3 separate regions of the Homo sapiens genome follow, and regions 2 and 3 are each linked to region 1. A link is a contact called in ENCODE Hi-C or POLR2A ChIA-PET data. All regions are on one chromosome and are shown on one strand. The core of a region is the stretch at or near the end of the contact, and the rest is flanking DNA. Distances in the headings are between cores, read along the strand shown.

The links. A loop is a pair of places that touch in the nucleus more often than their neighbours do. ChIA-PET counts read pairs that join two places held with the same protein, here RNA polymerase II (POLR2A). Pooled maps may share reads with other maps.
Region 2: a loop to region 1 is called in a pooled map, with 5 times the contacts of the local background. The contact joins the enhancer-like site here to the promoter of IL23R in region 1. A Hi-C loop is called at or near these places in 4 of 50 pooled maps. POLR2A ChIA-PET finds 5 or more read pairs at or near these places in 3 of 52 experiments (activated CD4-positive, alpha-beta T cell, activated CD8-positive, alpha-beta memory T cell and activated T-cell).
Region 3: a pooled map shows a loop between it and region 1 (5-fold over the local background). The contact joins the promoter of IL12RB2 here to the promoter of IL23R in region 1. A Hi-C loop is called at or near these places in 1 of 168 maps with a recorded cell type or tissue (naive thymus-derived CD4-positive, alpha-beta T cell) and 8 of 50 pooled maps. POLR2A ChIA-PET finds 5 or more read pairs at or near these places in 6 of 52 experiments (HepG2, activated CD4-positive, alpha-beta T cell, activated T-cell and 1 more).

Annotation. Positions count from the first base shown.
Region 1 is chr1:67,164,854-67,168,252 of GRCh38, reverse strand. IL23R (interleukin 23 receptor) reads right to left here and starts at 1,799. Exons shown (of 11, transcript NM_144701.3): 1 at 1,712-1,799; 2 at 63-161. The coding sequence starts at 132. RefSeq lists an enhancer at 1,858-2,047.
Region 2 is chr1:67,398,662-67,402,060 of GRCh38, reverse strand. It overlaps IL12RB2 (interleukin 12 receptor subunit beta 2), which reads right to left. Exons shown (of 17, transcript NM_001374259.2): 17 at 3,337-3,399. Among named protein-coding and RNA genes, the nearest start is that of SERBP1, 30 kb to the left of the region's middle. Within about 2 kb of position 1,805, at least 2 of the 41 ENCODE cell types and tissues checked have a DNase peak (open chromatin) inside an H3K27ac peak, as active enhancers do.
Region 3 is chr1:67,305,996-67,309,394 of GRCh38, reverse strand. It overlaps IL12RB2 (interleukin 12 receptor subunit beta 2), which reads right to left and starts at 1,522. Exons shown (of 17, transcript NM_001374259.2): 1 at 1,428-1,522. RefSeq lists a silencer at 1,470-1,659 and enhancers at 2,120-2,169, 2,200-2,299.

The sequences.
Region 1 (3,399 bases), core at 550-3,049:
ATAATCACTCAATATTCCATTTGTTGAATGAAAGATAGCAATAGATACATAAAACACCATACCTCCATGACACCAGCTGAAGAGTATGTAAAGGGCTATTACTGCATCCCATTGAATAGTGACCTGATTCATGTCTGGAAGCAGGAAAAGACTGTTTCCCTCTGGAAAAAAAATATGAAAAATGTTTAAATTGTAGTATTTTAGTAAAATAATAAAAAGCATAACATTTTTCCCTAAGAATTATTGTATTTGATGGGAACCTTTGATTAGGGAGGAAGAAGGAAAGAAGGAAGGAAGAAAGGAAGGAAGGAAACAGAGCAAAGAAATGTTACTGGTATATTTAGGAGATATAACAAGAGATGGAGAAGTAAAGCAAATAAATGGAATTTTATACTCTTCAAAAGTCACTATGAATTAACTCAGTAGGGCATTTGATCCATTACAGTGCCTCCTAATCTAGCCTTTCTCATCAGAAACCTCCTCCTCTGAGTTAACTTCTTTTTTTATTTTATGTTTTAAATTTTTTTAGAGACAAGGGCCAGGCTCTGTAGCCCAGGCTGGAGTGCAGCGGCATTATCATAGCTCACTGTAACCTCAAACTCCTGGGCTCAAGCGGTCCTCCCAACTCAACCTCCCAAAGTGCTAGGATTACAGGCATGAACCATGGTGCCTGGGCTGAGCTAACTTCTGGTGATGAATTCTTCTCCCTGCCAAAGTTACATACTTATCACACTCCAGAAATACTAGTCTTTGATGAGCTAAACTTGGGAAGAGCCAAAAATTTCAGAACTCCCAGAGAAAATGGATTCAAAATTAAGAAAAGTGAAGTGAGATTAAGCAATATGTGCTCTCACCAGTGAGACTCTAAAAAGCGTTTCATCTGGGGAGGCGTGGTGGCTCATGCCTGTAATCCCAGCACTTTGGGAGGCAGAGGCCGGTGGATTGCTTGAGCCCAGGAGTTCGAGATCAGGCTGGGCAACAGGGTGAAACCCTGTCCCTACTAAAAATACAAAAATTAGCCCAGTGTGGTGGCATGTGACGGTCATCCCAGCTACCCGGGAGGTGAAGGTTGCAGTGAACCATGATCACACCATTGCACTCCAGCCTGGGCGACAGAGTGAGACCTTGTCCCCCGCACCCCCTAAAAAAGAGGAAAAAGCCTTTCATCTGTAGAGAACGCGAAAGGAACACGTTATAGAAATTCCTAATAATACCGTTGTTAGTTTACAACTAGAGTTACACTATTTGATTAATCAGTTACATGAATTAACTCATTTACTCAATGATCAACATTATTCAGTTATTTTATCTGTTTAATAAAACCTGAGCTTTTTCTATAAAACTACAAGAGAACGCAATGCATGGCTCATCATATCGCATAAAATATCTAGTAACATTTAAAAAAACTGGGGTCCCCTTGGCTCAGAAATATAGGGATCCCTTTCATTATTTGTTAGCAATAGTAATTCTTCTCTTCATAAGAAGCAACAGAAGCCCTAAAAATGTTCCTAGTTAGAAGTTAACTGATGGAAATATGCAATAATTATTATTTAAAGTAATGTGATGCCATATAATATTATAGATTCCCTTTTCATCAGTAACCACTGCATGGAATATCATGAGAACTTGCAAGAGAAAACAACTTGGCCCATGTATTTCCAAAAGGAAATATAGCTGTCTTTAAGTATTTGGATGATCGCTGCCTATTTACCTTTCAACCTGTTTGAAGCACATAATTCCACTTCAGAGCCAGGCTGCCACCCTTGTTGGCTGTGTCATGTCTTCTTTCCTCACTGCCTGCCTGTCAGCACTCACTTTAGATTTTCACTTCTGAGGTCAATGGAAATGTCAGCAGAGCCCTGACCTACATTGCAGACTCTTGAAGAGGAACTCAAACTGTCCAATTCGAAATGACTGGCTCTCGTGTCACTATTTGGGGAAATCCAGATTACTGAAAGTGAACTGTTTTGTCGGTACTTTTTTTTTACAGCTTAATTTAAAATGGTCTCATCCAAGAGGCAGAACACTTATACATGTTTTCTTAAAAATGTCAAACATTTTGACACCAAAAATATGACGCTTAGTTTTAATTTACAACCAGCATTGTTATTAATTATACACTTGTTTCTTTTTTTAGTTTTCCAGCTTTGTTGAAATATAATTGATGAATAAAATTCTACAATTTGATGATATACAACATGATGATTTGATACATACATATTTTGTGAAGTTATTATACAATCAAGTTAGTTAATACATCTCTCATCTTATTTAGTTACTCTTTATTTTGCAGAGAGAACATTCAAGCAAATTTCAAGTATGCTGTATAATTCAGTATTGTTAACTATGGTCACCATACTGTATATCAGATCTCCTGAACTTACTCATCTTATAACTGCAAGTTTATGCCCTTCGACCAATAGCTTCCTTTCCCTCCACCACCCTCTAACCTTGGTAACCACCATTCTATCATCTGTTTTTATGGGTTCAACTATTTCAGATTCTGCATATAAGTGAGATCACGCAGTATTTGTCTTTCTCTGTCTGGCTTATTTCAGTTAGCATAATGCCCTCAAGTTGCATCTATGTTACCGCAATGGCAGAATTTCCTTCCTTTTTATGGCTGCATAATATTCCTGTATAGCCTACAGATTCTTTACCAATTATTCCACTGATAGGCACTTAAAATGTTATTTCCATGTTTGGGCTATTTTGACTAACGCTTCATGAACATGGGAAGGCAGATATCTCTCATGGTGCTGATTTCATTCTGTGGGGGGACTATAGATCCAGAAGAGGGATTGCTGGATCCTAAGGTAGGTCTATTTTAATTTTTTAAATAAAATTGTTTTTATTTCACACTGTTTTCCATGATAACTGTACCAATTTACATTCCTAACAGCAGTGTACAAGGCTGCCCTTTCTCTGTACCCTCAGCAATACTTATATCTTGTCTTTTTATCATAGGCACCCCAAAAGGTGGGAAGTGATATCTAATTGTAGTTTTGTTTTTTGGTTTTGGTTGTTGTTTTTGTTTTTGTTTTGAGACAGAGTCTTGCTCTGTCACACAGGCTGGAGTGCAGCGGCGTGATTACGGCTCACTGCAACCTCTGCCTCCTGGGCTCAGGTGATCCTCCCATTTCAGCTTCCTGAGTAGCTAGCACCACAGGCACATGCCATCACACTCAGCTAATTTTTTGTAGTTTTGGTAGAGATGGGTTCTCACCATGTTGCCCAAGCTAGTCTTGAACTCCTGAACTCAAGCAATCTGCCAGTCTTGGCATCCCAAAGTCCTGGGATTACAGGAGTGAGCCACCACGCCCAGCTCATTGTAGTTTTGATTTGTATTTATGTGATAATCAGTAATGTTGAGTACCTCTTCATATACTTATTGGCCAT
Region 2 (3,399 bases), core at 556-3,055, 230 kb before region 1:
GGATAATGTGAAGAGAAGGAAGAGAAAAAAACTAACACTAGTTTAATTTTCCTATTGCCTATAAGGTAGGCAGAAACCCAGAAAATAAAATCTCTGGCTTCAGGGAAAGAGAGGTCCTTCAAAGATACTCATGGTGAGGATCTCACAGTTGATGGTGAGGATTTCCATGAATTCATTAAGAATGAACTCAAGGGCTGAGTGCGGTGGCTCACACCTGTAGTCCCAGCACTTGAGGAGGCCGAGGCAGGCGAATCACTTGAGTTTAGGAGTTTGAGACCAGCCTGAGCAACACTGCAAAACCCTGTCTCTACAAAAAATACAAAAATTAGCTGGGCTTTACTCTCAGACCACAACTAAATACAGAAGCAACTTCTGTGACCAGATGGTGGACATCAGGGGGTGTTTCCCCACACCAAGCAGCAGACGTCATCTGGGTGTCCTCTAATTCAGTGCCAACACTATTCTGGGTATTGGGAACCCAGAGATAGTGTCAGATCCCACAAGTTGCGGGCTCAGTCCCCAAGACTGTCCCACTCCCACCGGTTGTAAGTCCAGCCCCCTGGAACTTCTGACCGATCAGCTTCAAGTTGTTCCCACAGCCCCTTCTTTGGGTTTGATTAATTTACTGGAGCAGCTCACAGAACTCCGAGACACAACTTTGATTGGTTTATTCCAAAGGATACAGATAAAGAGATATGTAGTGCAAGGAATGGGGGAAGGGGCATGGAGCTCCCATGCGCCACCTTTTAGGAATCTCCACATGTTCAGCTATCATCTGGACGCTCTCACGCTCTCTGAATCCAGTCCTCTTGGGTTTTGCTTTTTGTTGTTGTCTTTTAAGACAGTCTTGCCCTGTCGCCCAGGCTGGAGTGCAGTGGCATGATCTTGGCTCACCCCAACCTCCACCTCCCTAGTTCAAGCGATTCTCATGCCCCAGCCTTCCAAGTAGTCAAGATTATGGGCATGTGCCACCATGCTTGGTTAATTTTTGTATTTTTAGTGGAAATGGGGTTTTTGCCATATTAGCCAGGCTGGTCTCGAACTCCTGGCCTAGAGTCATCCACCCACCTCGGCCTCCAAAAGTGCTGGGATTACAGGTGTGAGCCAACCGTGCCTGGCCCTCTTGGGTTTTTATGGAAGCTTCATGACATCAGCCTTCCTTCTCCCAGGGTATGGGTGGGACCCTCTCATGGGAGGGTCTTAAGACTCACAATTGGAAAGGCAGGGGAATGTTAGAGTGAAAGGAGGATAGGAGAAGGTCAGAGGCTGGTCCCTGAGGCCTGACACACCCAACATAGCAAAAGACTGAGGAGGGCTACGGGAGTTATTGTTATGGGACATCCATAACAATGGAGTCCCCATCCAGACCCCAAGAGGGGATTCTTGGATCTTGAACAAGAAAGAATTTGAGGTGAATCCACAGAGTAAAGCGAAAGTAAGTTTATTAAGAAAGTAAAGGAATGAAAGAATGGCTACTCCATAGAGCAACAGCGTGGGCTGCTCAATTGAGTATACTTACAGTTTTGTTGTTGTTGTTGTTTGTTTGTTTGTTTGTTTGTGACAGTCTCGCTGTGTTGCCCAGGCTGGAGTGCAATGGTGCAATCTCGGCTCACTGCAACCTCCACCTCCCGGGTTCAAAGCGATTCTCGTCTCAGCCACCTGAGTAGCTGGGATTATAGGCGCATGCCACTATGCCTGACTAATTTTGTATTTTTAGTACAGATGGGGTTTCACCATGTTGGCCAGTCTGGTCTGGAACTCCTGACACCTCAGGTGATCCACCCACCTCAGCCTCCCAAAGTGCTCGGATTACAGGCGTGAGTCACCATGCCTGGCCTGAGTTATTTCTTGATTATATGCTAAACAAGAGGTGAATTATTCATGAGTTTTCCAGGAAAGGAGTAGGCAATTCCCAGAGCTGTGAGTTTCTCCCCCTTTTAAACCCTATAGGGTAACTTTCTGACGTTGCCTTGGCATTTGTAAACTGTCATGGAGGGAGTGTCTGTTAGCATGTTAACATATGCATATTATATGCTAATTATATGCATTATAATTAGCATATAATAAGCGTGAGGATGACCAGAGGTCACTTTCGTCACCATCTTGGTTTTGGTGGGTTTTGTTTGGCTTCTTTACCACAACCTCTTTTATCAGCAGGGTCTTTGTGACATCTTGTGCCAACCTATCTCATCCTGTGACTAAGAATGCCTAACCTCCTGAGAATGCAGCCCAGTAGGTCTCAGCCTTATGTTACCCAGCCTCTATTCAAGATGGAGTTGCTTTGGTTCAAACACCTCTGACATCAGGAGCCCGCAACCATGGATGGAAACCAATATATATCATTATAAGACCACAAAATTGCAATTTTCCTGAGGAATGAAAGCCTAGCTGTATGTTGGTGAGTATCACCTAGATCTGGTGAACCTAGCAACTTGGTTTGGGGTTTTTACTAGTGGTGGGGGGCAGAGGGGAGAAGGGCAGATTGTGAAAACCGCTTGGGGCAATGGCAGAACAGAGTTACCCATCTTCTGTCATTCATGGAAAGAGGACACCTTATCTGGCAGAGTGAGCTGCCAAAGACATGCTCAAATACGTCTTTAAAATGAGAAACACCCCTCCATGCATCACAATGGTGCTGTCAACAAATGGGAGAGAATGGGGTTTGGGGAGGAAAATGAACGAATGCAAACAATTGTTCCAATAAGGAGGAAATGGGCACAGATGGGCTGGCTTCTGGAATAGAAAGAATAAGACAAAGCAGTGGCAAGTGATACTGCTGCGAAAAGACAATCAGTCTAAGGCAAAGGGAAAAGTCAAGCTGGGAACTGCATCAGGCAAAGCTGCCTCCCATTTTATTCCCCTTCTCCCCCGAAAAACTGCATACTTTCCTCACAATTTGCCTACGAGGGCTTCAAGATCTTTACTCTAAAACAGTTCTGTTGAATTTCACCATAGCTGATCTTCACAAGTGTGGGACAAAGGATACACAGAACTCAAAGTCATCCCTCTGTTCACCTGAGCTACCTCCTTCTCACATGTAAATTGTGTATTTAGTAAAAGGCTGATCAAAACCCCAAAAGAATGCAATCTTTTGTCTCTTATTTACCTATGACCTGGAAGCCCCCACTTTGAGTTATCCTGCCTTTCCAGACCCAACCAATGTACATCTTACATATGTTGATTGATGTCTTATATCTCCCTAAAATGTATAAAACCAAGCTGTGCCTTAACCACTTTGGGCACATGTCCTCCGGACCTTCTGAGGGTGGGTCATGTGTGTCCTTAACCTTAGCAAAATAAAAACTTTTTAAATTAATTGAGACCTTTCTCAGATACTTTTGGGTTCATGATGCTTACTTTTTTATTGGTAGCTACTATGGACCAGGCATGATGCTGGTG
Region 3 (3,399 bases), core at 273-2,772, 140 kb before region 1:
TTCAAGTGGAGGTGGTTATAAGGTTCTGAGCCAGAGAGGTGGAAACAGAAGGAACACAGTTTTGAGCCAGAAACCTGTAACTCTCTAACTGTGTGAAACATGTAAGTTTCCACATCTGTAAAATGGGAATACTAATAACAATTTCACCATGTTTTTAAGGAATTAGATAATATATATCCAAAAACCAAATACATAGTAGGTGCTCAACAAAGATGTTCATCTACACAGAGCACACACATAGCAGATTATAACAATTATCTAGAGTTTTAAAAATGGGGAAAAAAGGACTAATTTAGCTTTATTCTTTATATATATATGTGTATGTGTGTGTGTGTATATATATATATATGTATATGTATGTATGTATTTATTTTTAAGACAGAGTCTCGCTCTGTTGCCCAGGTTGGAGTGCAGTGGCCCCATCTTGGCTCACTGTAACCTCTGTCTCCCGGGTTCAAGCAATTCTCCTGCCTCAGTCTCCCGAGTAGCTGGGATTACAGGTGTGCGTCATCATGCCCAGCTAATTTTCGTATTTTTAATAGAGACAGGGTTTCACCATGTTGGCCAGGCTGGTCTTGAACTCCTGACCTCAAGTGATCTGCCCACCTTGGCCTCCCAAAATGCTGGGATTACAGGCGTGAGCCACCGTGCCGGGACCCTGTTCTTAGACAAGGTCTATTTGTATGCTTTTAGGTTACTATTTGTAAGACCTGGATCTAATGGTACAGATACATAATCCCGTACAATGCTGACACTGATATTTAGTGTGTCCTAGGGAGATGAGGAGGGCCTCATAGTTCACAAAGGAAGGGGCATTTCACAGAAGAGAAAACTGAGGCTGGCCAATTTGCTTGCACCAGAGCATCTTGCTAGTAACTGGCCAGGCAGGGACTCGGGGTCAGTCCAGAGGCCACAGGAAAGACTGCTGAGACAAGGTTAGTTCACCCTCATCCGGGACTACGGAAGGCCCCCCCCAATATCTTACTCACATTTGATACATTTTCAAGCAACGGGAGCCACGTCTGTGGGCCTGAACCAAGGCTGGACCCTCAGGGGTGCCCTCTGCCCTTTTCCAGTCGCCGTCCCCTCCCTTCCGTTTGAGCCCACCACTCTGTGCCCCGGCCCAGAGAGTACCTTGGAGGCTCAGTCCGCGCGCTCCCTCCCCTCCATCCAGCCAAACCACCACCCAGTACCTCCAAGTGAACATCTGTGCCCAGGGCGTTAGGACTGTGATGAAGAGAAGCCATTTCGGATCGTATTGGAAGACTTTAAAAATATATATATACATATATATATATAAAGAGAGAAGCCGTCGCCGAAGCCCCCTCGGGAGACGCGAGACACGGAATCCCGGGCACGCAGACACCCCGCTGGTCCGGGATCCTGGGGCTCTCTCTGTCCCCGACCCCGAGTCACTGGTCACTCACCACGTGTCGCCTGCCAGCGGGCGCGGTCCCGGGCCTGCGGGGACCGGGTGGCCCCGGTGCTCTGGGCCGCACGTGTCGCGCTCTCCGCGCTCTCTGCCGGCGCTCGGGCGTTCCCGGTGCCAGCGCCCGCCCTCCCGCCTCCGCCTCCCGCCTCTGCGCCACCAACTCCGGGGTGGGCGCGGGGAGCTGGCGGCGAGTGAGGATCGGGCCGGGGCGGGGGTCGGGGCTGGGCGGTGGCCGCAGGGCGGAGAGGACTCGCTTCTCAGTTCAGCTCTGGAAGCGCAGCCGGGCGGGCGCCCGTGGTTTCCACCCCGCGGGTCGAAGCGGGCTCGGGTGGGATTCTGCCACCTGTGGGCTCTGCTGTGTCGCCTTGAGCAAGATAATTCTCTCTCCACCGTCAGTTTCCCCTCATATAAAATGCGGATAATAAAGCCTGTCTCATAAGACGGAGCAAGGGTTGACCGAGGTGAGGTGCGTTTATGCACCAAGATATGATAGGCGCGATAAAATCGTGTGCTCAGCGTTCACAGCCATAGAGACGTGGCACTTTGTTGACAGCCATCAGGGAACTTTCCTCGCAGATGTCCTTTCTCTGTGCTCTGCACCGCCCAGCTCTTACCACACCTGAGCGCCGAGGCCTCCCAAGTGGGCTGTGCACAAGACCGCCCACTGGAGTGCGGGCAGAACATACTGGAACTTCCATTTGTATTTGCTGTCTAAAAAATGAGAAAAAAGTTAAACTTGAACAGATGGCGTGTCACCACTCCCGTATAGGTCCCGTGTTATAAGTGGTGTTCTCAGGCAAGAGGGAAAACTGCCCAGAGTACAGAGGGGTCGGCAGCTCTGCATAATATTCATGACATAATATTTATGACAATATTACTTAGAAAAAAACTGTATTTAAACCTGTAAAGACAGACTCTCACTCTGTTACCCAGGCTGGTCTCAAACTTCTGGCCTCAAGCAATCCTCCCGCCTTGGCTTCCCAAAGTGCAGGGAATACAGGCCTGAGCCTCTGCACCCGTCAGCTTAGATTTCTTTAAATCTAAGACTTCCTTAATTATAAGATATACCATTATTTATGCGCTAGTAAGAAATAAAAAGAACTGCCAGGTAAACAATAACAATGCTTTCTCAACATTTAGAATCTTTTAAACTAAAATTTTATTTAGTTTAGAGATTTTATTTAGATATCTCTAAATAAAATTTAGATTTTAAACATATGTATATTATCTATCGAATTTTTTTTTAAGTCCCCCCCCCTCCCCCACCCCGTTGTCTCTGGAGTTTTCTTCTAGTCCACTGAGCCCAGTACAGGTTTGCTGAGCCCGCAGAAGTGGACAACTGCATACCACGCTTCTGGGCATTACCTTAAAACCGCTCTCAATGTTTGAGATGTTAAATATGAAAAATGTACATCTTGGAATCAACAATGTACAGTAGATTGTCTTTATGGGATTGTGACATACTGTAGTTTACATGCTTTAGTAATTTATCTACATGAATAATTTTACTAAAATCTTTTAAATCGTAGAATCTAGAATCTTAATATTACTTTGTAATGAGATGATACATAATTGTAGAAATCATTTGTAACAAAGATTTTAAAAGTTGTCTTAAAGTGAGTTATTTTCTTTATTTTTACAAAAAAACCCCAAATATCCTAAATTTGCTGATCTTTTCTGTATTGATATATGGCTCTCAGTACATGTTATCTAATAGATCTTTTTGAAGAACAAAAAACCCCAGAGGTTTATTTGTTGTTTCTTCAAGGTAATTTTCACACCAAGTGATACGTTGTTATGAAGAGACGATTTGAAAACAAATATTTCGAAGTGTTCCCATTATTGTGTGTTTTTCTTACTGAAGATTTTATGATTGTCATCACAGAAAATGCTTTTAAAAACTCGGAAACAATTTGCTATTTTGTTTCAATCTTTTAATTGAGCAGTTCAGTGGATTTTAAATCCAT